Regions from separate parts of the Homo sapiens genome. Here region 1 is linked to region 2. Evidence: chromatin contacts called from ENCODE Hi-C data. All regions are on one chromosome and are shown on one strand. Each heading gives the region's core, a stretch centred on a gene start or an enhancer-like site at or near the end of the contact. The rest is flanking DNA. Distances are from core to core; before and after follow the strand shown. Region 1 has its middle 6.3 kb from the start of ADRB2. Region 2 overlaps ARHGAP26 (Rho GTPase activating protein 26).

Region 1 (7,140 bases), core at 1,236-3,735, 5.7 Mb after region 2:
GGGGCTGCATCATTGTATGTGTAGCACCTCTGGCCTCTGTTCATTAGATGCCAATAGCACCCCCTGCTTATAACAAGCAAAAATGTTTCCAGACATTGCAAAAGAGCCCCTGAGGTGCGAATTAGCCCCTGGTTGAGAGTCACTGGTAGAAACTGTAAAAATCTCAGCAGATACATACATTCTTTCTAATGCAAGCGCTTGATTGTGCAGAGCCTTAGAGAGGGATTTTCACAGTTCACCTAGGCAGTAACAGACCCTCACCAGCACTCTTTCCATTCCATCATGCTGCCTTCTAAACTTGTTTTCTAGCTGCCCAAATAGTGATCATGAAATGTTAAGAAGGCTTTAAGTCTGTACATGAATTGTTTGAGAGGGTTTATCAATGGAGGTGAGGCCTGTGGGCCATGACTCCTGTTTGTGAAGAGATTATAATACTGTCAAGAGGCACGTTAGGGGAAATCACAAAAGTAAACACATTTCTTCTCCCAGCCCCTTTCTATTTTTGCCTGTGTGTCTGAGCCAGAGCTTGGCCCAGGTTTGATGAAGTGGATCGTCCTCCTTGGCAACGCCAGGCTAGAGCAGATCAGCCTGCAGGGTTCATTGCCATTCCACTGGCTCATGAAGCTGACTCCACTCCCCTCTTCCTTTCTGTTGCAGCCAAGGTCCCCAACCAGAAAAGCATTGGCCTTCTCTGCTTCCTGTCAACTCAATGATGGGATGTTTGGGTGAGCACCGAGCTATCAGGAGAAGGTTAGGCGCCTGTGATTTTGGAACATGCCATGGCAAATTGGAGAATGTGTGTCATTCAGTGCTTTTACTTTTTTCCAAGGGTTTTCATACCTATTGAAAACCCTTATTACACATTATCACCTTCTCTTTCTACTGCTATTATCACATTCTCTTTCTACTGCTCTGGTCTCCACACTCAGAGATTTGGGCAGCTTCTTTGGCTAATATTCATGCTCCCTGTAGCCTCATAAGATCTCAGACATGGAAGAGCCCATAGAAAGTATTTAACATCTGATGAGACTGAAACGCTGTGAGGTGAAGGGCTTGCCCAAGGTAAGCAGCCAAGGATGTCAGAGTGGGACTCAAGCCAGGGAACCCAACTGCTATTCCAGGAACTGCTGCATTCTCTCCACCACATTAGCATTGCGTTCTTTCCTCACCCTCAACTGGGGCTATAACATAACACATTCATTTCAGCCAATATATTTTTCTTTTGTCCTTAACACAAAATTTAGAGCATAAACAAATAATCTGCAATAGAGACAAAAGAAATAATTGTTCATTTAACTCAACAAGCATCCACTAGGATATCTTCTGCATTTAGGGAAGCTGGGAGATTCCTTAGCTCTTTATAACCAGATGTCGGTGTTGTATATATACTCTTTTGCCTAAAGGAATGTCTAATGTAATTTCTGTTAAAATTCAGGTATTAATGTTAATTCAGATTCCCAGCTAAAAGGAGAGTTTAACCATATTCACGTTCCTTTAGGAATACTGTAGACACAAGAACCTTGATTAGTTTTAAGGGTCCTGATAAGCAAGAGCATTCTAGGCATATCTTAATCCTTTGCTTTCTACCTCTTTGGTGTGTTGCTTTGTTTCTTTTGAGGGGTTGGCTTTTGTCAGTGTCCCTTCGTCTCTCTGTTTGCTGACATGCTGGCCACCTAAGGTTTGTGTTGTATTCCTCATCGTGAGTTTTTTTTTTGCCTGGACAGCAAGTTCTCAGAGTCTGTCAAATAAGAAGAACTTTTTTCTAAGATGCAAGCTGAGAGGTGTGAACAGTGGCAGGACAGGGTGAGCCTCCCCACTGCAATAATTAATGGGATAAGGAATCTGGAGAAAGGGGAGCTTGAGAATAGGAACTGTCTTTACATGATTCTTAGAATGTTTCTTATGGTGAACCTATTGCCAAATGGAGCCTAAACCAGAATCAGTCAGAAAGTATTTATGGAGCACCTACTGTATGCAGCATGAGAAAAGTATAGGTTTCCATTTCTGCCTTTTGGATCATGATATTAAGGATACTAAGCAGATACCTTTTATGGAATCTTACTAAAAGTTAGTGACTATGTTAGACACCTGTTAGGCGTTATGTCCTCACAACTGTATGATGTAGGTAGCATAATTGTCCTCATCTAACAAATGAGGGAGCTGAGGCTCAGAAAGCTTCAGTAACTTTCCAAAGCCATACAACCAACTAGTTGCAGAGTCAGGACGAGAACCCAGGTCTCTGTGATTCCAGGATCCATGGAGCCTAGCACCCAGGCAAACCAGGAAGCAGCACGAGGTAGCTTAGAATCTGTGCCAGAACAAGTGTAAGAACTGGAAATGCAATACTTTGTTGAGAGAAGACGGAGACTGCTGTGGGTTGAGGCAGGGAGGAATGTTCCCTTCCAAGCATGTGACTGCAGGGTTTCTGGGGACTGACACAAAAAACCAATCACTGAAGTGCCTAGTTTGCTTCTCCAAGTCTTTGTTTTGTCTTCTCATCAGAGAATCAGACCAAAATGGAAAGAGGATATGAAACTCTAAAACGAACACAGCAGAGTAAAGCAGAAACACAGGCTGCCCTACGTCCTGGCACTCTTTCTCAGCTCCAAAGTTGGGAAGGCCTCCTAAATTGAGTGGGTAGCCAGACCTTATGGAAATTTGATAGGCCTGGGTAGCCATATAGGTATGTTTTCCATCTTGAGCTAGCATTCTAGATCAAAGGAGATGATTTTCTGACAGCAGAGAGCAAGGAAGCTTAATATGCTTTGAATGATACTTTCCATTGACAGTATAACCTCTACTAAATTCAGTCTGTGCTAATCCATACTTCACTGACAGTGCAAATATAATTTGAAGGAGGGATTTTTCTAAATGCGTAAGAGAACAAACTTCCTAAGCACTTTCAAGAACTTGAGAAATTCTGGTGTTTTGTGAATAATAGGAGGCAGGGTGAGGTGAAAAGAGCCCCCCTCCAACCTCCCACCCACCACCCCACTCTCTCTCTCTCTGAAGTTGGGTGAGGCGGTTTTCTTCAGCCGACTTCCGTTTACTCATCTGTAATTTGAGGCCAGTACAGGTGGTATCTAAGCTCTGCTCCCCTCTGAATTTATACAGTTGTTAATTTACAGGCTAGAGATAATCATTTATATTTCTAATTAGAGTTGATGACATTTGCCATATAAACAATGGTTGAATATTCTGAAGGTTGTCAGCCTGCAGAAGAGAATGCTGTGAAGTACTATTTGGTGCATGATAATTGCTTTTCAGTATGATCTAGGGGGGAAAAAAACAGATTTCTCGGTTCTGCATGAATACAAGAAGGCAAGCAGAACTTTACAGAAAGGCAGATTCTAGCTCGGGTATAGGAAGACTTTCCAAAGAGCGAAATAAATGATCTATCAGAATTGTGAACCTCCCGTTTTTGGAAGCATTCAAGAGAAGCCCAGATGAAGCTGAAGCTCTGTTCAGGATGAAGCACAAGGCCTGCACTGAGCAGGAGGCTGGGCTAGGCTCTTTCCAAATCTGTGATCCTATGTCCTTGAAAACAGCAGACCTGAATGTTCTTAAAGTGTATTCAAACTGTTCCCTAATTCCAGCTGGCCTTCTCCCCAATTCCTCTGGATTTCAGAGGTTTCACTGCATTCCTAAATGGGAAACCTCCGGGGGAAATCAGTATCTCAACAACCTTTGGCCATGGGGAGAAATCCAGAAATAGAGCAATAAGGTTAAGCAGTTTTCCAAACTATTAGACCTTTTCATCAGCTGCTCTTCCCATGCCTTTTGCAAATGACCTACTAACTCCCAGAGCGAGAATAATGAGAGCTGCAAAGTCCTCTCTGCAAAGACTATTACATCCTTCTCCACCCTCGGAATCATTGCACTTCCTCTGGTCTTTTTGTCACCCCTACAGGGCAGGAAGGAATAGAGGCAGGTCCCTGGCTAGCACTGGAACACTTCAAAGCTTCTAGCCCCAAAGCCTGGAGACCTGGGGTCTGTCATAGCCCAGCCACTAAGAGTCTGGGTAACCTCAGGCAGGCCACTTCCCTTCTCTAGACCCATTTCATCACCTCTAAAGAGAGATGCTTTGGTTTATATGGGTCCTCTGTTTCCTTCTTTCTCTAAAATTCTGTAAGATATTAGGAAGTCTTCAGCACCACACATCTGACTGCATTGCTTTTATTTTTAAAAGCATATTTTTTTCTTTTTAAAAGGATAATGGATAATTATTATAGGACATTTAAAAGTATATGAAAGTATAAAATGAGATAAATCCCACTTAATGTCACCACCTAAAGATAACCATCAATAAATTTGATGATGTATATGCTTCCAGTCTTTGTTCTAAGCCTAGCTATACAAATGTACATAAATATATTTGTAAATGAAAATAGAATTATATTATTTATACTGTTTTGGATCCACTGCTGATACTTTTACAAATGTTCCCTTGAACTTACTTTTATGTATACTGTGATACAGATGTTATAATTCCTGTTTGCCCATTGGCCTGATTTTATAGTGTTCAGGTACGAAAGAATCACCACTCCCGGAGAGTCTGAATCACAAGGTCTGAGTTGGGGTCTAAGAATCTGCATTTTAGCAAGTTTCTCCAGGTTTTTCCAACACAGATCGTCCATGGGCCACATTTTGAGAAATAAGGCTACAAAGATATAAACTTTGTGTAAATCAGAGAGAATCCCTCCCCCTGCCCCTTGCTAGTGGATGAAAAAGATGTTTCTATACTTGCCTTGCTGAAAGCACACTTTCTGCACCTGGGCTCTAATCTGCTTTCGGAGCAGAGGAAACTAACCACTGAACACCCAGGACAGAGTTCTTTTGACATTGTTGAATGCCTCCTACCCAGCCTGTTGATTTGTGTGAAAATAAGTCTATTCAGGTCACACAGTGACCAATAACTTCTGTTTGGAAAAGTGCAACAGTAGGTTTTTATTCTCATAGAGAGCCTCTTTTGATAATAGTAACTGCTAATAGCTACGAAGTGCTTCTTATGAGCCAAGCATTATAGTTGGCAATTCTGGTGCATGCTCTCATTTAGTATTCACACAATAATATGCTATTATGTTTGCCTTCATTTTATAAATTGGAAAACTAAGACTTTCAGAGGTAAACTAAGCTGTCCAAGATCACATAACCCACTGGAGTGAAACCCAGGTATTCTGAACCAGAGTCTGTGTGTGTGTTTTGCCACTAGAATAGGCCGTCTGTCTTTTCTCAGTTGGAGATCAGGTAAGAAAGAAGGAAGGAGAAGATTATGAGAGGTTATTTTTAATGGGTGCATTTTGTTCTAATTCTCCATGGAATCTTCTCAGAGGGGCCTGATTAATGTATGCCCCTTGAGACCAAGGAGCAAGCACTACTGTCTAGGCAGGTTGTGATTAAGTATAAACTAGGAAACAGGATCGTACTTAGAGTCGGCATCTCTGTCTTTCGCCATCATTCAGACACAGTTTAAGTGAGCTTCCCCTGCCAGATAGCAGGGCAGAAGGAGACACCTGATCACAGCACAATGGTTTGCACTGAGTCAAATCACCACTTTCGGGCCAGGAAGCTCTTGACATCTGGAAATTGGGTGCTCTTGCCATGTCTCTGACAAGGTCTGTGTCAGCATCTGAGGTTTCTCATTAGAGAATAGCAGGGTGAGATGGGCCATGACACAGCCTGTAACTCCTTATTCCTTAGTGCACTGGCTGCAAAACCTGGGCTCAAGGTGGCTGGGGTCACTGGGCAAAGTAGGACAGGGCCCCAGGGAGCATGCTCTCTGCTGGCTTGGTTTATTTTATTTTATTTTTTCCAGTGCTGTGAGGGGAAGACGGGAGTTTTTAAATTGGTTCATATATCCAGGGAAAGAAAAGCGTTTTTAAAATCATAACAGCAACACCCATGACAAAGCAAAAGTAGAATTCTAGGGAACTCTTGGTTTTTTTTCAAGCACACCATACCGATTTTACAACCTAAGGCTTGTGTCCCAAAGCCACAACTCTTTGTAGGGGGAATTTTCTTCATTTCTTCAATTCTATCTCTAAAACTACTGCTTAGTTTTCTTTTTATAAAAATCCATTTAGATATTTCTAAATATCACAGACAACCCTTATGGTCTGTTGGTGGGTTTTTGTTGCTGTTGTTTTATTTTGTTTTGTTTGTCTGAGAGGTCCTCATGGTTCTTGTGATATGTATTGCAAAAATAAGTCTGTTCTGCTCACAATGTTGCTCACAAACATTCAAACTGGGTTTCTTGTTTCATTTTCCACAATGTCTACAAATCCAAACGTTCACCCAGCATCCTCAATGCAAAAGAATAGACGGTTAACCTGAAGGACAGAGTGGTGCCAGCCTTAGAAATCTTTTTTTATAGAATTGTGAAGGGGTTAGTTGTGTCAGTTTACGTATGAATTTCTTGATGTTATTTTATTTTATGGCAGTTACAGAACACAGAAATGATTTGGGGAAACTTCTGAGAAAATGAACATTCCTGACGCCCATTCTGAGATTCTGAGCTAATAGCATTGTAGTTGGGGGCCAGGAATCTGCATTTGCCACAACTTTCCCAGAGGACGGTAAAGCGGGTGGTCCAAGGATCACAATTTGGGGCCATGGGAGATCACACTGTCTTCTTCTTCCCTTCCTGCTCTACAGCACAGAAAGTAGGCATGTAAAAGCTGATCATATATGGCTGTATGCATGCACACAAATAGCCGTTCAGTCAAATAAGCAGAAGTCGTATTTTCCTGTGTTATCAAATTTAAAAAAGAAGATGAAAACAATTCGTAAATTAACATAAAAGAGGAAGGTGATAATAAAATGCCTTGAGCAACTAGGCACTTAATTAAAATGGTGTTTTGTCACTGACATGGCATTTAACCAGGGATACCTCCAACCTCCCAATAGCATCACTGTCACCTAGACTCTGGCCCTCTGCATGTAAATGGGGAGGTAGCAGCCCAGGAAGAAAAACGAATTTTGCTCCAGTGATAGGTTCCTAGTCCAGTGTTCCTTCCTCCACAACACCTGCCTTGGGTTAAGTCAAATTATACTAAGGTGCATTTGGATCAGTTCACCTAATGCATATAAACCCTCCTTCTTAGAAATCTGAAAGGGGACCCACCCAGCTGCAAAGAAGAA
Region 2 (6,833 bases), core at 1,642-4,141:
TGGTGGCTACTATAATCATGGTAAGCACCATATAAGTATTAGCTATTATAATTATTAAAGTCTGCCATACTTTTATCTGTAGAAATAAAGATGAGAGTTGTCATGATTTCTATCATTTTCTTCTCATTTTTTAGCATGAACTTTTAGAAGAATAAAAGCCCCTCCTCCAAAAAAAAAGCTTATAAATAAATAAAACCTAAATGCTAACAGTGGTTATCTCTAGGTGGTAAAATCGGGATAATTTTTTGTTTTCTTCTTGAGACTTTTCTGCATTTTTCAAATTGTCCATAGTACGTGTGTGGGTGTGTGTGTGTTACTTTTATCAAGATAAACGAGGAAAAGCTCAGCATCACAGATAACACGGAGCTGCTGAACTAGAAAAGGATGCTGCAGCTGAGGACAATTGATGAGGATTGGGAAATGGTGCCCTGCCCTGGGACCCTTTGTGAAATGTTATTTAAATACATGTTTCACAGTTTAAGAAAGTTGTGAAGTAATTGTTAAGAACTTAGAACCAATGGAGAAAAATAAAGGAATTTTTGATTCATTGGTTCTGGACAAAGGTAGTCAAAAAACTTCAAGTGCTGTTAACAGACAGTGGCTTCTATTGAGCACAGCTGCTTTCTTTTTCCCTGGAGAGAACAATAAAAAGACGCTTAGTGGAAATTGTGGCAGAAGAGGTTAGAAATGGAAGTGGGTGGTTATCAAACTCTGGGATAAGCTTCCAAACAAGAATGTTTAATGCCATTTCCTAGAAAAGTTTAAAATGAAGTCTTGAACAACTGCCAGTGGTCTTCTCGGATCTTTTCTTGCTAATTCCAAGACACTGCCAAGCTTTCCGTTGTACTGCTTCAGGCCTGTTTTCTTCCCAGTCCACAGATGTGAGTAACCTTGTTGTGAAACTTCGTTTGCAGATATTTAACACCGTGCCCGATATGCCTCTCACCAATGCCCAGCTGCACCTGTCTCGGAAGAAGAGCAGTGACTCCAAGCCCCCGTCCTGCAGCGAGAGGCCCCTGACGCTCTTCCACACCGTTCAGTCAACAGAGAAACGTGAGTCTTTGCTGCATAGGGCCAGCGTGGCATTCAGGGACATCCCATGCTACCTGCACGGCTCAGGGTGGACACTTCCAGCTTTTCTCTGTGTGCTACTGGCTTTTTGTGTCCTTGAAGACTGTATCATTGTGCCCTCCCAAGTGCCTTTGCTGAGTAACCCTGATAGGACAGGAAGCAATATTATTGAGAATGAAAGAGAAGGGCTGCCATTGAGGATTCTCTTTCCAGATCACCTGTGGACAAACAGCTGAGTCTCTTTTCCTCCTGCTCCTACACAATAAGAGCTGAGCTCAGGCACTGCTTCTTAAGCTCCCCTTTTGTTAGCAATTCCCATAGATCCAGTGTCCTTTCCTTTTCTCGGTTGTAATGAAATACCCATTAGTGTGAGTCACATGCCCTACTAGAATGTGACTCTGTGAGGGTGGGACCTTGTACGGCTTGATCTTTTACTCCACCTTTCATGGTGCCTGGCATGGAGTCGACACCTAAAAATATTTGAAATTCATTAGTGAATTAATTAGGGAACAATACCTTACTTGTTCCAAATACCAGTGTGTTATCACCACAATTATATCACATCCGTTTTTCATCTCAGGATTTCTGAGTTCTTTGCAATGATCAGGTACTGACCCCTAAAATATACAGTATTGTTTCAGCCTTTGCTCTAAGAGAGCCTCCATTTGCTCATCTGTAAAATAGGGATAATAGGACCCACTCATAGGAAGTTATGCGAATTAAATGAAATTATGCATTTCAGCATCTGGCATAAGGCCTGGGACATGGCAAGGGCCAATTACTGAGAGCAGCTACTACCATTATTGGTTACCGTTTAATCACACACAGATAACCAAGGATGGTTCATTCATGCAGCTGACGTTTACACGACACCTACCAGGGACTGGGAATATAAGCATGGGACCTTGGCTTTAAGGAGTTCAAAACTGAGTAAGGAAGGTAGACAAGTGACTACAAATGTGAGTCAGCATCACAGCTGCTTCATTAGAGATATACACATTGAGAGAGGTAGCAGAACACAGTGGTTAAACACACTCTGGCCCCAGGTCGTCTGGGTGTGATTCTGCCTCTGCTGCTCATCAGCAGTGAGTGGCTTGGGAAGTTACCTAATATCTCAGGGCCCCATTCTCCTTTTCTGCAAAATAGGGTTGATGCTTTCTATTTCATGGGGTTGTTCTGAGGATTAAGGCCCTTCAAATGTTGCCAGGAGCAGAGTCAGTGCTCAGTAAATGCTGGGTGGTAATGGCACAGGTATTGCCATCATCATCATTATTATAACTCGTTTCTGTGAGGTACAGTAAAGGGACAGAGGCAGGACAGTGAGCTACTTTGCCTTGAAGAGGAGAGGCTTCATATCTGGATTGGTATCTTTCTTTTTGTCACCAAAAAGGTGCTTATTTAATCCCCTTGTATTTCTAAAGTAGTGGCCTTCCTTACCATAACTTCTAAAAGCAAACCTTCCCCATCCCAAAACCCTTACTGCACTTCAAGATGTCATTGAATCTCATCATGTGGCTGTACCTTGGTATATTTAGCATCATTCGGGTTGTTTCAAATATTTTGCTTTTATAAGTAAAGCTACTATTAACATCCTTGTAACTAAATCTGCTCTTTTTTCATGAACATTTCTTTAGATAAATTCTTAGAATAATTTCTAGGTCAACAGATATACAACGTTTCAGGACTTTGACCCTGTCCTGGGATTGGCTTTCCTTCTAACAGTAGCCTGTGTTCCTTTTAAATATCTGGCTGGGGTCATTCTCACTGTGGTCTGCACGTGGCCTGGGCCCCTGCGAGTGTACCAGGGAACACTTGGAACAGAACTGGCCTCACTCACACCTGCTGAATGAATGAGGCATCAGGCTATGGGGTAATGTGCTTCTCAGGTTTCCAGGACAGCCACGGTCACCTAATGTTTTGTACTTATCAGTGTACGGTGTAGATTAGGAGAGGCTAGACAGTATTGGTAAATTCCCTAAGCTTAAAATAGTGCTGGGTATGTGGTTAGAATGAAGCAGAAGCAGCTTTGGAATAGGCTTTAAAGCATTCTCTGGGAGCTCATAAGAATGAAGATGGAGATCAGGAGAAAATCAGCTAGATCTTTGTCCAAGATTAATTTTATCACACAAGGCAGAGGATGAAAGTTAAGGATGTGTGAAAGCAGGTCTGTCTCAGCTGCAGAGCAAGCTGCTCTGTCCATGTCTGCAGATGGTAGACAGGGGATGCAAAAGGAGAAGACAGTGAACAATAGGGCCTTTCTCTAAATGTTAGGAAATGCTCCCTGGAAACATGACCGGAGCATACAGATATGCTCAGATATTTGTAGGGAGCCTAACTTTCCCTCCTTTCTCAGAGAATAAACATTTTAACTGCAAGTCTGTGTGTTCTTTAACTGCAATTTATATGGGTGTCTGTGTGTATATATTGGTTTGTTTTAGAGACCCCTTTTTTTCTGCGAAGCTAGCATACTATCCAAACCGGCATGGAAGGCACCCTGTGGGGGGGCAGTGGGAGAGTTGACTGGGGAAGACTGAGCTAGGAGCTGGAAGGTTCTGCTGGGACCTGCTCCCTCCCAGGTTGTAATCCAGCCACCCGTCACTGTCGGGTGAGCAGATGATAATGCACTGTGAAGTTTTCACACACTTCACCTTTCTCTTTGTCTGGTCTATGGACAAAGACAGAAAACTTTATCCTAGCACTTTGCTGAATTTACTGTTTGGCATTAAAGTACAGGTAACGATTATGCAAATGTAATAATTTGTGAAAAAAGGTATATATTTCCATATAACAGTGATTTCAGTTTGAGGCCTCCTGACACACCTAGCTCAGTGCTTCCCAAATGCCAGTCATGTACATAACCCCTCATTCACCATTTGTGCCACAGCCACATAGCTCATGCACTGTGACTTATTTAATATACTTCTTTAAGTTAACCTTAAAGCAACTCACTTCTTTCCCTGGCTTCATCCTGATACATAAGACCTCTAAGAACACGACTTCAATGGTCTCACTGTATTATTCTCTAATATATGTTAAAATAAACATGTAACCATTAAGATGGAAAGTGGTCATCCATATCCCACCTTAGAATTATTTTGTGTCCCACTTGTGGAATGCATATCACTGTTTGGAATCCACAAACTGGCTTTTAATTTTGACTGACTTCCATCCTTCCTCTTAATTTAAGTATAGAAACTCAAGTTCCTTTCCTCCACTCAACTAGAATTGGGTTCAGATATTGTCAGTGGGCTGTGGACACTTGCCGTTCATGTCAGTTTCCTGCTGTGCCCTTTCAGTTCATAGTGACACCTGTCCTGGTTTGATGCGACCTTACCTTTCTTCAGGTTCTTGCCACAGAGCAGATACCTGGTTGGAGGGATATGCTGTGAGGGCACACATGCACCCATAGGCACATGCACATGCGCACTCCCGCATACCTCTCCTCTACCTTCACACTTGCCCTGCGATCATTTTCAGAACCTCATTTCTTTTGATAAGTCTGTCCACCTGATCCCTTTTGAGTCCAGTCATTCTCCTTTTTCTCTTCATTGATGCACTTGCAAGTTAATGTTTATTTGGCATTCCATTTGTCAGTCCTCTCTCCAGTCCGCAGTTGAAATGCTTAGTGGGGTTGAGGCTTCCAGAGTAGCTCACTTAGGTATTTCCCTCAAAGAGACTCCAGGTGCTGTTGGCAGCATACATTTTTCTCCCAGCCTCTCTGCAGTGTCCTTACTCTGTGCAAAAGTTGGAGCCCACTGTTTGCTCTTAGAGGTGAATCTTGGCCTTGGATTGTCATTTGCCTCTTCCTTCCCAGAGAAGAAGCTCCTCAGGCTCAGGCCTCTGCCTTTGCACCTGCACTTCAGGCTCATGGTCTGGGATATTAGAATATGCTCATAGATGTGTGTCTTATTTGCCAGAAGGGGTTTTTCCTACAGTGTGAGTAGACCAGTTGTGTGCCCAGGTCCCTGCCTGCGACTCTCTCTCTTTAATCTATGGGTATTAGTATAGTCTTCTCTAGGTGGTTTTGTGTTTTGTTTTGTTTTGTTTTCCTTTTCCTAAACGTAAAGCTGTGGTCTATTCTCAGAATGAGGAGCTTGATGGTTTCTCATGCTCTGTGCTGGGCAGGGACTTAGGTCAGTTATAAGACAGCAAGTCGCTCCTCATATCATAGGCAATGTGTGATGGAAATGGGGCTAGGAGTGAAATGGGAGCAGCCTCTGAGATGAAAACTTTGTGGACAAGAGGAAAGGGAATGATGGGGAAATGCAGGATTTAGAAAGCATCGTAGCAACAAATACAAACCATCAGGAAACCACTGAATATTTTAGTGAGGAAGGAGCTAGATATCAAAGTTATCTGTAGACAGTCAAGGAAGGTTTTCTGAAAGGAAGAGTTTTGAGAAAGATACAAAATGATATGAAGGGTCCCATTCTGGCCCAATAGATAGGAACGGTGGTCTGTGATGGGAGAGTCTCTCTGTGAGTAGCAGTGGGCAGCTCTTGTCTGTAGAACTGCGGAGAGAACTGTAGAAAGGTGATTTAGCCAAACTGAACCTGGAAGACGTTTTCCCTAGAAATTGATTTTTTTCTTGTCTGTGTTTAATATCTATGACTATATAACTTACCAGGTGGTTTCTTGTGTTGGACATTGTGCACCACAACAGCCCAACTAATCTTTAAAATTATATGACACAGGTACTGTCCCTGTTTTACAGTCGAAAGGAAATAAAATTTACATTAAATAGTGTACGCTCAGGGTTACACGGCAACAACGTAGATTTGAACCCTGTCATTCTACCTCAAAGTGACACTGTTAACCAGTCGTTATTTTGCTTTCAAATTGTGGGATGGTTCCCCAGGAGATGCATTCTTTTAGGGTTAGCTGTTGTGACCTAGTCCGCGAACTCTTCCTTATCTCCAAGGGAAAATGTTTCCAGTTCCACTTAAGAACCTGGAGTTCAAAGTTTCATTCAGCTGGGCATCTGCCGGTAAAATGCTGAGGGGCTGGGGTGGAAGTACAAATGGATACATTTGGTAAAGAACTTTCAGGCCAAACTAAATTTGAACCTCATCTAATAATAACAATAAAAATAAAAATAATTATAGCTCTACTTATGTGCCTACTAACCTCATTATCTCGTGTCATCCCCACAATTGATGATAATCCTGTGAGGTAGGTTCTTATATCCACATTTTACAGACAAGTAAACTGAGGTCAAGAGGTTAAGCAGTTACACTGTCAGCAAATGGCAGAGAAGGGATTTGTACCCAGGTAGTCTTCTAGTCTTCCTTCCCTATACTTTGTTATCTCCAAAAGGGTACCTTTGTCAGTTCTTGAGCTACAGAAGTGAAAACCTTGCTAGCCTGAGTTACAGAAGCAATGAAAACCATCTGTTCCAGCTTCCAGGGCTACATGGGGGCAGTTGAACCATATTGAATGGGTACCTCAATGTGCGTCCTGGCAGGCTGCAGCCACGTGACAGTCTCCCCTCCAAATCTAGCACCAACTACACAGAGAGCGATATGTGTTGAATGGTAGCTTTAATATGCTCGGCCAAGCCACTCACGCTCATTTGCGATCACCTTCGAACAGATGGAACGAGGTTTTTCAACTGTGCTCCCAGATGAATGGCAGCAAAGGAGATTACTCTTTAATCTCCAAGTTTCCACACAGATACACCATCCAGCAGAGACTGTACTGGTACATCTAGGTGAAAGGTACTGACACACACGCTGTGCTTTTTCTGGACGACTGTAGAAGGG

Evidence for each region. Hi-C counts contacts between places; a loop is a spot of excess contacts on that map. Pooled maps may share reads with other maps.
Region 1: a pooled map of psoas muscle shows a loop between it and region 2 (6-fold over the local background). The contact joins two enhancer-like sites. A Hi-C loop is called at or near these places in 2 of 50 pooled maps.

The regions. Positions count from the first base shown.
Region 1 is chr5:148,829,331-148,836,470 of GRCh38, forward strand. No RefSeq gene overlaps it. Among named protein-coding and RNA genes, the nearest start is that of ADRB2, 6.3 kb to the left of the region's middle. Within about 2 kb of position 2,486, at least 10 of the 41 ENCODE cell types and tissues checked have a DNase peak (open chromatin) inside an H3K27ac peak, as active enhancers do.
Region 2 is chr5:143,133,053-143,139,885 of GRCh38, forward strand. ARHGAP26 (Rho GTPase activating protein 26) reads left to right here. Exons shown (of 23, transcript NM_001135608.3): 19 at 915-1,053. Among named protein-coding and RNA genes, the nearest start is that of ARHGAP26-IT1, 56 kb to the right of the region's middle. RefSeq lists a silencer at 1,923-2,032. Within about 2 kb of position 2,892, at least 4 of the 41 ENCODE cell types and tissues checked have a DNase peak (open chromatin) inside an H3K27ac peak, as active enhancers do.